Regions from separate parts of the Homo sapiens genome. Here region 1 is linked to region 2. A link is a loop called in an ENCODE intact Hi-C map of the cell type or tissue named here. Cell type or tissue: heart left ventricle. All regions are shown on one strand. Each heading gives the region's core, and the rest is flanking DNA. Links, peaks and the distances in the headings are about the cores only. Region 1 overlaps STOM (stomatin). Region 2 has its middle 12 kb from the start of RAB14.

The links. Hi-C counts contacts between places; a loop is a spot of excess contacts. Peaks named below come from ENCODE experiments on the same cell type or tissue, not always from the same donor. Only the 100,000 strongest peaks of a DNase experiment are listed, where the experiment ranks them.
Region 1: a loop joins it to region 2, with 18 times the contacts of the local background. A loop is called at or near these places in 2 of 110 quality-filtered maps.

What each region holds. Positions count from the first base shown.
Region 1 is chr9:121,346,447-121,354,783 of GRCh38, reverse strand. STOM (stomatin) reads left to right here. Exons shown (of 7, transcript NM_004099.6): 3 at 111-183; 4 at 1,482-1,564; 5 at 5,461-5,664; 6 at 6,635-6,769. Among named protein-coding and RNA genes, the nearest start is that of STOM, 20 kb to the left of the region's middle. RefSeq lists an enhancer at 562-781. In heart left ventricle, for the core only: no CTCF peak of the experiment used is centred there; no DNase peak of the experiment used is centred there; H3K4me3 peaks cover 568 bases; H3K27ac peaks cover 5,210 bases.
Region 2 is chr9:121,209,548-121,217,884 of GRCh38, reverse strand. It overlaps a transcript of GSN not described here. Among named protein-coding and RNA genes, the nearest start is that of RAB14, 12 kb to the right of the region's middle. In heart left ventricle, for the core only: CTCF peaks have their summits at 4,282 and 4,494 (motif pointing left); a DNase peak (open chromatin) is centred at 4,484; H3K4me3 peaks cover 315 bases; H3K27ac peaks cover 666 bases.

The DNA of each region.
Region 1 (8,337 bases), core at 317-8,316, 140 kb before region 2:
AAAAAGATGAGGCATCTAATCTGTTTAGAGCAGAAATATATATTTAAGAAGCCATGCATGTATATATTTGTACTCTTCATGTTAAATTATTATTCATGTTTTTATTCTAGATTATAAAAGAGTATGAAAGAGCCATCATCTTTAGATTGGGTCGCATTTTACAAGGAGGAGCCAAAGGACCTGGTCAGTACTGGGATTCTAGATTGTTTATCTGAAAACTAAAGTTCTTTTTATTTTTTTTATTTTTAGGTAGTTGTTTTTTTAAAGACAGGGTTTCATTCCGTCGCCCAGGCTGGAGTACAGTGGCATGCTCATGTCTCACTGCAGCCTTGAACTCCTGACCTCAAGCAATCATCCCACCCCAGCTTCCCAAAGCACTAGGATTACAGACGTGAGCCACCGTGCCCAGTCTAAAATTTTTTTATTGACGTGATTTCCCTTATGAGGGCCTCTTCTACTCTGTCTTAGATAAGAGTTCATGTAGCAGGAGTTGTATAACAATAGCAGTGGTTCTAGCCAATCTTTTGTTACCCTTTCCTTCCTACCCTTCCCCTCCCCTTCCCATTTGAGCTGATAAGATTACCACCTAGGCCAAGAACAGTACAGCTATACAAGTTTGAGCATGAGAATCTCTACCAAAGAAAGACTTTCAGTCATTCATTTGGCAAACTTCAATTAAGCTCCTACTGTGTTCCAGGTTCTGGGAATTCAAGGGAGACTAAAACACAGTCCCTACCCTCAAGGATCTTCCTATCTAGTGGTAGGAACCAACAAGGAAACAGATAGCTACAATCCTATGTGATAAGTATTATGATCAAGTACTCACAGAGAGCTGTGAGAAAAGAGAAAACCAGAGAAGTGTTACTGATCTGAACTAGTCGTAGGCTGAGTCAAGGCTTTCTGGAAGTTACATCTTGACTGAGTCTTGAGGTCTGAAAAGGTGTTAACCAACAGGAGGTGTTTGCGGCGGAAATAGCAACATACACAAAGCAACAAAGAGGAGAGTATTGCAGATTCAAGAAACTGCAAGTAGATCAGTCCAGCAAGAGTGCAGGGTGTGAAGAGAGAGGAAGTGGCTGAAGAGGGGAACAAAGGCGGGTTATGCAGGACCATGCGTGGGGGAGGGTTTGTATTTTAGGGGGGATTGCTCGGCTTGCAGCTTAGGAAATAGATTATAGGAGAGAAACTACAAAAAATAGAAAGATGGCCTGGGAAACGATTGCATTGGTCCCAGTGGGGCGGTGGGGAGAAGAGTGATAGCAACAGTAGATTAAGGAAATGAACTCCACAGACCTTAGTGGAGACAGTCAAATGTGGGAAGTAAGCAAGAGGAATCAAAGTTATCATTCCTGGCTTCTGGCTCATTCACGAAGATGAACTGGTGACTTTTCAGTTCACTAGGTTGATTTTCTTAAAACTGAATGGAGAAGTGAACTGATTAGGTTGCTGGTGTCTGTATAATGTGTGTATCTTTGTTGCAGGTTTGTTTTTTATTCTGCCATGCACTGACAGCTTCATCAAAGTGGACATGAGAACTATTTCATTTGATATTCCTCCTCAGGAGGTAAGGTTTTCTTTGAATAACTGAGGTATCATATGTGAAAGTGCTTTACAATGAGGGACAGAATAGTTAGAGTGTAGGCTTTATTTATTTATTTATTTTAAATTTTTGTTTGTTTGTTTGTTTGTTTTAATTGGAATCTTGCTCTGTCACCCAGGCTGAAGTGCAGTAGTGTGATCTCAGCTCACTGCAACCTCCGCCGCCTGGGTTCAAGTGATTCTCGTGCCTCAGCCTCCCGAGTAGCTGAGACTATAGATGTGCGCCACCACGCCCGGCTAATTTTTTTGTATTTTTAGTAGACACGGGATTTTGCCATGTTGGCCAGGCTGGTCTCGAACTCCTGACCTCAGGTGATCCGTTCTGGCCTCCTAAAGTGCTGGGATTACAGGCATGAGCCACCGTTCCCTGCCAGAGCACAGGCTTTAGACCTTGACTGCCTTCAGCATTTCTAGCTCAGTGACCTTAAGCAAGTTCTTTAACTTTTCTGTGCCTCAGTTTCCTCATCCAGAAAATAGACATTTGTAATAGTAAGAACTACTGTATAAGGTGGTTCTGAGAAGTGAGATATATGTGCCAAGTGCTTAGAGCAATGGCTGACAAATAGTAAGTGCTATATAAGTTCTTACTGTTACTATTACAGTTGGCCCTTTGCATGCATGGGTTTTGCATACAGGGATTCAGCCAACCGCAGACTGAAAATATTAGGAAAAAACTCCACAAAGTTCCAAAAAGCAAAACTTGAATTTGCCATGCATCAAGCATGGCATTGAATCCACATGAATAAAGTGATGTGTAGGTATTGTATTGGATAATAGAAGTAATCTAGAGATGATTTAAAGTGTACAGGAAAATGTACATAGATTATACGGTTGGCTCCATGGATCAAAAATATTTAGGGAAAAAAGCAATTGACAATGATACAATAATACAAATTTTTAAAAACGGTGTAGTATAGCAACTATTTATGTAGTATTTACATTGTGTTAAGTATTATAAGTACTTCAGAAAGGATTTAATGTATAAAGGAGGATGTGCATAAGTTATATGCAAATATTGTGCCACTGTATATAAGAGACTTGAGCATCCTTGGATTTTGGTATCCTCTGAGGGTCCTAGAATCAATCTCCCACAGATACCGAGGAATGATTATTACAAAACATAGTGTAATGCTAATGTAAGTATAATAATATCATCATTGTTATTACTATCAACATTTTTACTACCACATTTCTCTTCTATGGGTTTCTGATAGAAAACCCTATTAGTTCATTATTTTTTTTCTTAAGGTTTTATTCTAGATAAATTGGTTAGAAACCAAAGAATTAGAAACTGCTTGTTGGGCATTTTAGATAAAACATAATATTTTATACTAGTGATTATTTTGTGCCTTTTCAAACTACTTCACAAGTATTATCATAGATGAAACTCATGGCAGAATCCCTAGAAAGTATATAGTTGCAGTGAAACAAAGGAATTCCTCCAGATTACAGTGGCAGAGCCAAGACTAAAATTGAGCTCTTCGGATTCTTTGTATAGTGCTGTTTTTTCCACAGCTCCATGCTAAATGCATTGTACATGAGCTCCCTCATAGCCCCCGAAAAAGTGATGGCCATCCTGGGAACCATGTCCTTAGGAGACTTAATAACCGTTGCATACAGAAAACCTGAAAACATCATGAAGGGGGAAGGACAGAAGAATGCTGTCAGTGTTTCCTGGCCAAAGGCCAGATACTCAGCATGGTGATGGAGCCTGGCCATGTTGCCTTCTCATGTCACAAATACCAGAAACCAGCTTAGGAACTTCCTTGTTGGTACTGATCCAAGAAGTGGGTGGGGTCAGACTTTATAATCCACCCAAAGTTAGTGATGCCAGGAATCATTTTGCCCACATTTTACTCATAAGAACAAGACTGAGAGTATCACTGTATTCTCTGTGTGTTTTCCCATCGTCTAAGGAAGATTGAGTCTCAGAAGGAGCCCTTCAGGGTAGCTGGACATTCTGGCATTTTCCACTATAAACATTACAGACATCTGGCAGAGTTGCTGTTTAAGCTTCTGCTTTCCAGTGGCCCTCTCCTATTCTGCAAGCTGCTGAATGCAAAGCAGATTGGAACTTGGCAGCAATCCTTTTTCTGATCCCCTGTGAAGTTTCTGTGAAGGGAGATAAACCCTTGCCGATGATAAACAGTAGGCAGAGAAGCTGTAGCTTTAGAAAGAAGCTGTGGCAAAGTCAAAGTGGCAAGAATTTGGGAATGACACACATTTTCCCATCATGTCATGGGAAATAATTAGTTTTCATACAAGATGGTAATACACTGTACATTTATTTATAAATCCTCCACTTCTCTTCCATGTTAGAAGTATTTTGAGATTACTAAAAAAGGATCACTGCTTTGATGTCTGGCAGGGCTAAACAGCCATGTTACAACATTGTTATTATTACCTTCCATTTTCATAGCTGTTTACTCTTTCAAAAGGGCTTCATTCACAAGTATGTTCTTATTTGATCTTCACAGAAATTTGGATAGAATTAGGCAGTATTATTAGCGCCATCTCACAAATGAGGAATCTGTTGGTCAAATGGGTTAAAAACCTTGCTAGAGGCCATCCAGGGACCTGAAGGCAGAGATGGGACTCAGTTCAGGTCTCCTAACTCTCACTGCTGTGTTCCTCATCGGTCACTGTTCTCAGGACCACATTTCAGTTCAGCTCCTCTCTCATTTATTGACTACCCGCTATGTTTCAAGCACTCTGCCAGTGTTAGAGTTACAAAGAATTGCCCTGAAGAAATTCATAGTCTAAGAGAGAAGTAGAAATGTGAATAAATAATGTCACTACAGTAAGGTGCAGTGGATGTGCAAGGGAAGAGTGCTTAACTCTGCCAAGTAAGCCAAGAAAGTTTCACAGAGAGAAGGACATTTAAATGATCAGTAGAAAGGTGCCAGCCTGATGTTGTTAGTGAGAGAGGCTGGAATTCCCAGGCTGGAGCAATCTTCCTGCCTCAGCCTCCTGAGTGGCTGAAACTACAGGTGTATGCCATCATGCCCAGCTGGCTTGTTTATTATTATCTAAATTAACTTATTACAGTTAATCAAGTCAGTGTTTTATTCAGTAAAGTTACCACCATTATCCAAGATGAAATAATAAGACAGCTCTTACGTGCCAGGAACTTTTCTGAGCACTTGAATGTATTTAACGCATTAATTCTAGCAAGAATGCAAAGTAGGTACTATAATTAATCTCTACTTTACAAATGAGAAAACTGAGTCCCAGTGAGTTTTAAGTGATGGATGTAACTATTTTCCTGGAGCCTCTCACTCAGATAACTTCTTAGCTTAAAACAAAAATATGTCATGTTTAGCATTTTTATGTAGCATGCTGTAAAATATGTTTTGATGCTGACCTTGCCCTTTAAAAACATTCCCCATGCACTTTTTGTTCCAGTAATATTGTGGAACTTGTAGTTTATCAAACCTTGACTCTCTAGTGCCTCTCTCTTGAATATTCTTCCACTCCACCCAACACCCTCAGAAAAATTGTATTCCTTTCTTCAAGATTCAATTCAGGTATCACCCCTGCCACCCACAGCTGCCCCTAAGAGTTTCCTTTGATTCCCTAACCTCCTTCAAAGGAGGAACCAAGTTTTTTTCCTACCTTAATCCCTGGTACCTAGTACAGTGCCTGCTGTTGAGTGATATCTCAATATTATTTGTATGATTGAATGAATTAATGGACTTGAATAATTTATTTTATTAAATTTTAAAAGATATAATTAACTTTCTGATGCCTTACTAAAGAAAATCAGCTAGTGTTATAAGATATTCTGTAGAATAACATTCCTTACAGTTATGTTAAAAAAAAGTCGTTGACAGATGTAAAATTGCTTCCTTCATCTTGTAGATCCTCACAAAGGATTCAGTGACAATTAGCGTGGATGGTGTGGTCTATTACCGCGTTCAGAATGCAACCCTGGCTGTGGCAAATATCACCAACGCTGACTCAGCAACCCGTCTTTTGGCACAAACTACTCTGAGGAATGTTCTGGGCACCAAGAATCTTTCTCAGATCCTCTCTGACAGAGAAGAAATTGCACACAACATGCAGGTGGGGAGTACGTCAATGCTGTTACCCCCCAGAAGCTGAAAAATGAAGCAAAGAGTCAATGGTTGTTTGAGAACCTTTTATTAATTCAAGTTGTGGGGGTCTGTGACCGTTTTTTTTTCTTCATAGTAAAATTTTTCAAATTTGGCAGGAGGGGACATTTTTCACATTAGCAGTTCATGAGTTCATAACACTCATGCGTACATTTTTTTAAAATTTTCTTCAGTGTGTATTTTTTTCCAGAATCAGTAATAACCTTTTTGTTTAGAACAGAGGCTATTCTGCAAGATAGTGTAGGTATTCCTAAAGCTTTATTCTGTGTGTGAGTCCCATGAATTATAACTGTTGTGCTTTCCAGTCTTTCTTGAGTAACAGATATTCAGTTAAGCATAGCTTATTCAAAAAAGATAAAGTGCTATAACTCTGGATTCTTATTATTTGTATAGACTTCATCGTGGGTAAAATCTATGATTGTATTTGATATGCACAACAACCTATGAAATAGATGTGTGGTTTCATTCCTGACATTCTAAAGGGAGGAAGTTGAAGCACAAAGGAGTAATATGACTTACACAGAGTCACATTAGCTCAGGAGTTGGCAAACTGTAGCCTACAGGCTGTAGTTTTTGTAAGTAAAGTTTGACTGGAGTATAGCCACAGCCATTTATTTATATATTATCCATGGCTGCTTTTGACTACAACAGCTGGGTTAAATAGTTGAGACAGAGACTACAAATAAACAATCACTATATGGCCCTTTTAGAAGAAGCTGCTAACCCCTGCATTAGCTTGTTAGCAACAGAATCAGGATCAGTGAGCCAGCCCCTGCGTCACCATTCGTTCCACCGTGGGGTAACTGTCTCTCCACAACTCTCCCCAGCACCTTATCTCCTCCAAATCCCAATGAATACAGCCTCTGTCAGCATCTGGGCTGGGCTGAGGAGATTTAGCTTGCCTTCTCTCTTCCTAACAGTCTACTCTGGATGATGCCACTGATGCCTGGGGAATAAAGGTGGAGCGTGTGGAAATTAAGGATGTGAAACTACCTGTGCAGCTCCAGAGAGCTATGGCTGCAGAAGCAGAAGCGTCCCGCGAGGCCCGCGCCAAGGTAACTTTTTTTTTAAACTTGTTTTTCTTACTGAGTTTTCTCTTTTATTAATAATTATAAAAAAACGTAAAACATGCTTGCTGTAAAAACTTGAAATAATCTTGAAGTGGTAAAGTTAGAAGTGAAAACCCTCCCCGTAACTTCAAATCATATTCCCCCAGAGGTCACCACTCCTAACAGTTGAGTGTATTTGGATTTTATTTGACCAGGTTTTTGGATTACTGGCTTGTTTGTTTTACAAAAGTAGGGTTATACTGCACATGTTGTTCTGCGCTCTGCTTTTTTCATTTAATATTAATATCTATGGACGTATCAGTACATGTAGAGTTACCTCATTCTTTTATGACTGTGTGTACCATACTTATTCTCCCGATTCCATATTAAGGTCAAATTAACAGTTCCAACTTCGGAGCAAGTGGGTCATCATTCCATCCATACCACCCATCTCTTACTTATTTTTGGCTTCTTTTTTGTTCTGTTTCTTTTCTCAGGCTCTTTTTCCCTTTTACTGTTTCCTATTCCTCATTCTCTCTTTTCCTCTTGTTTATATTCTCTTACTTTGACATCTGCCTTTTTTCTTCCTTCTTTTCATCATCATCTGCCTATGTCTTAACCCTGCATGGGTGGCATGGCCCCTCTGGGAGGCACTGAGGAAATATTTGTTAACCTAACCTAGAAAAGAGTATCTTTAAAGATGATAATGTGTAAAATTTCAGGGATATCTCACCAAACCCAAAGGTAGGAAGTAGGGGCAAGTCTCACCAAAATTGGAACCAGAAGGCAGTTCAGGGAACTAGTCATTCCCTTTCCTGTGCCACATCTCACTGTAGATAGCTTGTGGTGGAGAATGTCTAGCTCCCAGGTTTAGATGTCTGCCAGGTGAACACTAAAGAACACAGACCAGCCCTAATTCCACATTCACAGAAGAGACAGTCTTTTTGGTCCAACTTTGGTCAAAGTGCAAAGATAGCATAATAATATGGTTCCACAGCCCTATGCCTGTGAATGGGCTGAAGAAGAAGAGCAGTTTTCATAGGAGGAGTTGCTGTGGACTTGACAAATCTCCCAAGACACAAGGAGCAAACCAATTTGTTGTTAGAAAATAGTAGTAGCTGGTCATCACTGGCTGACCACAGAACGCTGTTCTTTTCTTAGGATGCCCTTTAAGCCACAAACTGGTCACTATAATTTCTTAGCCAGCATCAAATAGGATAGTAGCTCATTTGACATGCGACTTCAGAATTTTGCATTAACCAAAATGTTTAGGTTTTCCTGGTATGATGATTGTTGCTTTGTGATGATAACCTGGTAGTACTACAGAACCCTCTAGTGCTTTCTTTCAAAACTGTTACGTTTAGAAGATTAAATTATGTTTACGATGTTATTAAATGTGCCCTATCATCTCCTTATTTTGAAAATTAGGAATTGCTTTTAACTAGAATATGTTATTAGGCAAAAGCCTCATTTCCAAACCAGATTGAATAGTAGAATGTACCATACATATACTACGTAGAATGTCAGAGCCCAAAGGATCCTCAGAGATTATCTTCCATAGGTGGCAAACACTT
Region 2 (8,337 bases), core at 222-8,221:
TTGGGTAGAAAAGAGCAGAGAAAGGAGGGCTTGTTTTGTTTGAGGTTATAATAATAATAATAATAATAATAATAATAATAATAATACATTTCTATATTATTTGAAATATTTAAAAATTTAATTAAATTTAAAAAATTTAAAGAAATGGCTGTTGTGGGCTGAATTGTGCCACTCAGCCACATCCCAATTGAATTGAAGTCCTAACCCCCAGTACCTCAGAATGTGACTGTATTTAGAGACAGGGTCTTTAATGAGGTAATTAAATTAAAATGAGGTCACTAGGGTGGGCCCTAATCCAATATGAATGGTATCTTTATAAGAAAAGGAGATTAGGGGCCTATTGGAGGGTTTAGGTTGGGAGGAGGGAGTGGCTCAGGAAAAAGAACTAATGGGTACTAGGCTTAATACCTGGGTGACAAAATAATCTGTACAACAAACCCCCAGGACAGAAGTTTGCTTCTGTAACAAATCTGCACAGGTACTCCTGAACTTAAAATAAAAGTTATTTTTTTTTTTTTTGAGACGGAGTTTTGCCCTGTTGCCCAGGCTGGAGTGCAATGGTGCGATCTTGGCTCACTGCAATCTCCGCCTCCCAGGTTCAAATGATTCTCCTGCCTCAGCCTCCTGAGTAGCTGGGATTACAGGTGCCCACCACCACACCCAGCTAATTTTTTTTTGTATTTTTAGTAGAAACAGGGTTTCACCATGTTGGCCAGGCTGGTCTCGTGATCCACCCTGACCTTGTGATCCACCCGCCTTGGCCTCACAAAGTGCTGGGATTATAGGCGTGAGCCAATGTGCCCAGCCAAAGTTGAATTTTAAAAAAGAAATCTCCTTAAGTTAGAAAAATACTTTAAAAATCTAAATAAAGTGGAAGACAAAACCCAGAACTAAAAAAAGAAGAGGAAATTAGGATGCAGACACAAACAGAGGGAAGACCATGTGAAGACACAGGAAGAAGACAGTCATCCACAAGCCAAGGAAGAAACCAACCCTCAGAAGAATGCAACGCTTGGACATCTTGATCTTGGACTTGTAGCCTCCAGAATAAAATAATTTTCTGTTGTTTAAGCCACTGAGCCTGTACTATTTGTTACGGCAGTCCTAGCAAACTAATACAATGACCAAGGTAAAATTCCTGTCTTCCAGGAACTCCTAGCCTAGTGGGAGAAGTGGGTAATAGAATAATCTCACTATAATACCAAGAAAACAGGGAGAAGTCCTGCAAAATACAGAAGCAAGGTACTACGGAACCTGGGGGTAGGAGGATATTACAAGGCCTGGCAGGCATCACAGAGGAAGTGGCTTTTGAGCTGGGCCATGAAGGATAAGAAACAGAGAAAAGCAGGCAGGTAGGAGAGTTAGGGACTGTTTCTGGGGGAAATATAGCAAGCAAAGTCTTGGCCAGTGAATGTCTGTCCTGTGTCAGATTAAAGCAGCAATGTTTTCCCTGAGTACAGGCTTCAGGAAGTGGTGGAGACGTAGCTGGAGGTAGTTGTTGGCAGTTTCATTTGTCAGCTGTTCTTGATAGCTGTTGGCCATCATGGAGGGTTACTAAGCATGGGAGTGACATAGTTGGATTTGCTTTGTAGAATGATCACTCTGATGGTCCATGAGGCAGGAGTTGAAAAGTGATGGGCCGGGTGCAGTGGCTCACGTCTGTAATTCCAGAACTTTGGGAGGCTGAGGCAGGTGGATCACCTGAAGTCAGGAGTTTGAGACCAGTCTGGCCAACATGGCAAAAACCCGTCTCTACTAAAAATACAAAAATTAGCCAGGCCTGCTGGCAAGCCCAGCTACTTGGGAGGCTTAAGCAGGAGAATCGTTAGAACCCGGGAGGCAGAGGCTACAGTGAGCTGAAAAAAATAATAAATAAATAAATAAATAAGAAAAGTGATGGCCTAAGAGCCTTTCAGTCCACAGAAATGTTTTGTTTCACTCACCCAGCTATTTTTTTCAAAATTAATTAACTATTCTAACAGTTAATAAATTACAAACAATTATAGGTATAATTATAATTTATATGATACTTGAAATATATGGCTTGTAATATAATTTCTAATCATAAACATTATAATTAATTTTCCAATAAATTAACATAACCATGTTAATTCTATTGGTTGATTTACATGTACATTATAAATATTAGTAAATTGGAGAGCTCTTAAAATCTTCAGGTTTTTTTTTTTTTGAAACAGAGTCTTACTCTGTCACTCAGGCTGGAGTGCAGTGGCGCGATCTTGGCTCACTGCAACCTCTGCCTCCTGAGTTCAAGCAATTCTTCTGCCTCAGCCTCTCAAGTAGCTGGGATTATAGGCACTCGCCGCCACACCTGGCTAATTTTGGTATTTTTAGTAGAGATGGGGTTTTACCATGTTGGCCAGGCTGGTCTCGAACTCCTGACCTCAGGTGATCCACCCACCTCGGCCTCCCAAAGTGCTGGGATTATAAGTGTGAGCCACCAATCCGGCCAATTTTCAGGTGTTTTAGAGATCTTTTAACCAATGTTACGGGTTGAATTGTGTCGCCCCACAAAAAGAAAAAAAAATGATATGTTGAAATTCTAACCCCTGGTACCTTTGAATCTGATCTTTTTTGGAAATGAGGTCTTTGCAAATGCAACTTAGATGGAAATTAAGATGGGTCATATATGAGTGTGGGGGGGGGGGTCCTTAATTCAATATGACTGGTGCCCTTAGAAGAAGAGGAGAAGAGATACAAACACAGGGAGAAGACAGCCATATGACAATGACAGGTACAGCCTGGAGTGATGCAGCCAGAATCCAAGAACAACAAGGATTGCCGGCTACCACCAGAAGTTGGGCAAGGGCAAGGAAGGATTTACTCAGTCTCAGAGGGAGCACAGCTGTGCTGACACCTTGATTTTGGACTTCCAGCCTCCAGAACTGTGAGAGAACACATTTTTGTTATTGCAAGCCACCCAGTTCATGGTACTTTTATTATAGCAGCCCTAGGAAGCTCATACAACAAGGAGCCTATATTCCGACCTAACCAGTGGCTGCAGCCCAGTAAGGTACTTCCAGGAGGTACATCTCCAGCCAGATGGCATCGCTCATCCATCTAAGGCATAGATGCTACAACAGAGGTCCAGAAGAGAAAAGATAAGAACTTAACTAATGCAGTAGCTCCTGGGGTCTCAAACTGGGTTAGCTCGTGAGACCTTGGACAAGAGCTCCGTAGGAATATGACATAGGATAACTCAGGAGAAATGATGTGTTCCTGGGAATGCTATCTGCTAAGTCTTTGGAATTGGTAGGAATGCAGGCTTATCCCTCTTTGTTCTTAGAAACAGTCATTCCTTACTTCATGAAAGAGGATAAACTAGTATTTATTATTAATATATTTTGTACACTACCATGAACCAGGCCTTGTTTTGTGGGTTTTATTATATATGTTGTGCCATGTAATCCTCCCACAATGCTTTGAAAATTCTCCACTTTATAGACAAGAACACTGAGACTCAGAAAGATTATGGAACCTAGATTTTAAAATGTAGAACTAACATCTACCCTTTGGTTTCTGGCTTATGGAAGAAGAAGAAAAGGAAGAAGAGGAAGAAGAAGAGGAAGAGGAAGAAGGAGGAGGAGAGAAAGAGAGAAAAAGAAGGAAAGAGAGAGAAGGAAGGAGAAAGAAGGAAGAAAGAAGAAGAGGAAGGAAGGAAGGAAGGAAGGAAAGAAAGGAGGAGGAGAGAAGGGAGAAAAAAAGAACTAGCATTTTCTCAATGCCTTCTAGGTGCCTGAGCTGGCATTTTAGGCATGCACTCGTTGAATCTTCACGAAACCCTGTGAGGTAGGTGCTTTTATGATCCCCATAGTATGCCCTGCACCATTCAGATAAGGAGACTGAGACTGAACAGGTCAAGTAATTGCTGAAGCTGGATGAGGGATACAGCAGTCTGTGCTTTTGTCTGGATCTAAAGTCCTTGCTCTAAAAGAAGGTACGAGCTCGTCGGTTGAAAGGGCTTTTAATCTTTTCATTCATTCATTCATTGATGAATGCTCTTTATCGTTTTATGGATTTTGGAAAGAAGGCAGCTGGGTGTAGCTGAGAGGACCCCAGCCCATGTGCTGAGAGACTTGGGCTCTGGTCTAGCCTGAGCCTCAGTGTCCCCATCCATGACATGTGGGGGCTCTAAGGGCTGATCTCAAAGGCCCCTTCTTGTGCCAAGAGTCTATGATTTTGTGATTCCCCAGCCTTGGGAAGAAGTCACCAATTAATATTAATACAACAGCTCACAATGCTAATTTGCCAAGATCTCAGCTGACGGCAGAGTCAGGATTTTAATCCAAGCCCACCTGACTGCAAACTTCTTCACTTTCTTCTGGCTTGGAAAAACAGAGGAACTAACAAAGAGACTGAGGAAACAATGCTGCCAAACCAGGTGTGCCTGAGCAACACAAATGGGAGCAGTAGCCACAGGCTGGGAGTTCTGGCAGTCAAGAGGGCCTGGCATGGGCCTGCTGCGCCCTCTGGTGGAGCACGCCTGATTCGGCTCCTCTGGATTTGTCGTTTTGATACCAGAATAGACGAAGGGATACAGGAAGCCGGAAGTGGTTTTCCCCATAGTTTTTGGAAGCCAGTGACCCCAGCTATTGTCCTAAAATGTAGACTGCTTGGAGCCATTTGTCACTCCTCCGTGAAGCCCAGCTGCCCTGGGTTTATTTATTGATGAGACTAATTATATTTTGTTTCTGATTTTATAACTTGTAGATACTTAGGCCGGGTATCGAGCAGTGAACCCACCAGAAATGGTACCTTTCCCACTCAGCTCAGGGTGAGGAAAGGCAGACATTAAACCTGTAAAATTCAAAATAAATATATGGGCAGGAAGAAATTCTCCTTCCTTCACGCTGCCTTTTCTCCTTAGCTTTCCCTCCAATCTCTGGACGGGAAAAAGATCTTTGTCAAGAGCAAGAGCCAGGTGCAGTGGCTCATGCCTGTGATCCCAGCACTTTGGGAGGCCGAGGTGGGTGGATTACTTGAGGTCAGAAGTTTGAGACCAGCCTGGCCAACATGGCGAAACCCCTACTCTACTAAAAAAAATATACAAAAATTAGCCAGGCGTGGTGGTGCGCACCTGTAGTCCCAGCTGCTCGGGAGTCTGAGGCAGGAGAATTGCTTGAATCAGGGAGTAGGAGGTTGCAGTGAGTAGAGATCACACCACTGCACTCCATCCTGGGCAACAGAGCAAGACTCCATCTCAGAAAAAAAAAAAAAAGGCCAAGGAGTGAGACCAAAAGACTTTCAAACATAAAAAATGCTTTAAAATTATGTCTAGCTTAATTTGTCGCAGATACCATGCTCTGGGGATTCTAAAATAATTTCTAATCTGTACTGAAGCAATGCCCAGAGTCAACCTTGAAGGCTGTATTGTAAGCCTCCTCCAGGAGGGCACTGACTCCCTGGCAGGGAGAGAAGAGGGTGGGAAATGATAGAGGGCTACGGTGAAGTGGGATTTTACACACATTTATAACCTTCACGACAATCCAATAAACTAGGGACCACCATACCTATTTTACAGATGAGGAAACTGAGGCCCAGAGAGATTAAGATGCTTGCCCAAGTCTCAGAGCTAATAAACTGCAGAGTTGGAATTTAAATCTTGGAGAAACAACTGATAAGGATTAGAGAGTCTGGTTTCCAGTGTGAGCTCTGAAAACGCTTGCTTGTATAGCTGCTGGGATATCTGTTTTGTTATGTTTTTTTATCGCATTATGAGGGCTCAGTTAAAAGGCATCCATAGTCTCTTCCCCATCGGCCCATATAAGGGACTCTACAGAAAAACGGGAAGGTGGTCACTGAAGGGCTTCAGTGGACAGGAGGAGACAGGAGCCCAGGTTTGAGCTCAATCATTAGTCATTGATGAATGAATGCATGGTTAACCCAGCGGCCTCTCCTTAATCTCACAGCTTCACCAGTAAGCAAATACAGAGTATCAGAGCCCTCAGAGATTCCCTTATCCAGCTGTTTTTAAAGTTTTTGAACAGAAGTCCAATTCATAAAGCCCTTCAAAAAATATATTTTTTTGCTATGGGTTTTTTCTTTTGGTGGGGAGGTGGTTATTGGGAGAGAACGGAAGAGGAGATAGAGCCCCATCTACTTGAACTGCCCTGCAAGACTGTGGTCCTTTGGTCTGAAAAATAAAATTGAACTGAAAAGATCAACTAACCTCTCTACATTCCAGATAGGAAAATTGAGGCCCAGAGAGGGGAAGCTACCCAGCCAAGGTCACACCGCTGGTTTCAGCTAAGTCCTAACCTCAAGCTCTCATTCCCAGTTCAGTGCTTTATCCACCTTACCCCTATCCCAGCCAGATCCCCAATTAATTATTAATAGCAACTTTTACACCTGGAAGTATTTATAAGCAGTATCAGCTACTAAAATGCCATCACCTACTTACATAGTGGCTAAAGGATCTGTTGTGTGAGCCAAATTGCTCAAAGTTTCAAGGCATTTTAAGACTTGTGGGTTTTTTCAGCTTTGTTTGTTTGTTTGTTTTTGCTGTCATATGCTTTTTTATGTGGTAAAATATAGATAATATAAAATTTACCATTTTAGCCACTTTTAAGTGTACTATTTAATAGCACTAAGTACATTCACATTGTTGTATAACCGCCACCACTATCCATCTTCAGAACTTTTTCATCATCCCAAACTGAAACTGTACTCATTAAATAATACCTCCCCATTCCTCTACCCCCAGGGGAACCACCTTCCAATTTTCTGTGTCTCTGTATTTGACTATTCTATGTACTTCATATAAGTGGAATCCTATACTATTTGTCTCTTTGTGACGGGCTAAATTCACTTAGCATAATGGTTCATCCTTGTTGTCGCATGTGTCAGAATTTCCTTCCTTTTTCAGGCTGAATAACATCCCATTATTATCAACAATATCCCCAAATGTGGCATGTATCACATTTTGTCATCCATTCATTCCTCAATGGACACTCAGTTGTTTCCACATCTGTGAGTGGAGTTAATAACATTACTTACCTTGTGGTATAATTGCAAAGACTGAATGAGGTAAAGCGGTTTACACAGTGCCTGGTTATGGGCTAAAAATTCGGCAAGTCATTCCTGTGGGCAGAGAAGGGGTGAAATGTTTTATAATGTGTTCTTATCCCTTCCAATGCACTCATACTGGTATTGAAACCCTCTCATGCAAGTGTGGTAGTTTACAGTTGCCAAACCACATGCATGTCGGTGATCCCACGTGCATTCCTAGCCCTTCTCTGTAAGGTTCACAGGACGGGTGCTGGTATCTCCATTTCACAGAGGATAAACTGAGGCAAAGAGAAGGCCCCAGATCAGCCAGATATTAGCAGCTCTCAGTGGCTGTCTCTCTGGCTCTTGGGGAGTCCACTGTGGTAGACTGGGTTACATTCAGCTATATTCACCTCCCCAAAGGAGAATTATGCACCCCAACTCTATCAATATGAGGCTATAAGACTTGCTCTGGCTAAGAAAATTTGAGCATAAGTGATGTGTGCTACTTTGGAGCAGAAGCTTGAAGACTTAGCACGTCACTCACCAGGTCTCTTTTCCCTCCGCCGTGACATCTGACAACGTTCCAGAGAGAGAAACGGAGAGACACAGACAGGCAGCGTGCTCCGTCAGCCTGAGTCCTAAAGTGAAGATGGTGTGGAACAGGGAAGTAGTTGACACATTATGGACATAGAGAGTGGGCAAGAAGCACACCTTTGTGATAAGGTTTAAATCCGCTGAGATTTTGGAGTCATTTCTTACACAGTAAAACCTAGCCTCTCCTAACTAATATATCTATAAAGGCAATATCCTTTCCTGAGAGTAGGGATTTATTATATCACCTCTAGATGAATCTTGACTGGTCTATTGTGCATGTATGCGTGCGTGTATGTGTGTTCATGGCACAAAGAATATGAGAAAGTGAAGGCCTAGCCCAAATTGTTCCAGATACTATGCAGAGAGGCCTGTTTCTCATTCTTCATCTCTTCTCTCCAATTATTTGTATTACTCTAAAGAAAACTTTCTGATTTCTGTTGAATTCTATGATAGCAGATAAAGGTTTTCTTCTTTCCTAACTTACTTGGGGAAACTGCTTTCAGGAGCTATGTATTGGCTCTTGGAAATAATTCTAGCAGCTTCTGTTTCCTGAGTGTTTATTCCCTACCAGGCACTATGCTAAGAGCTTCTCATGCTCTGCTTCATTTTCTCTTAATAATTCACATAGGTATTAAATGCTGCTGTTTCCTGATTTTTGAGACAAGGAAATGAAGAATTAGAGACCTTAAGGAACTTTCCAAAGCCACACAGCTACTAAGAAGCAAGGCTGGG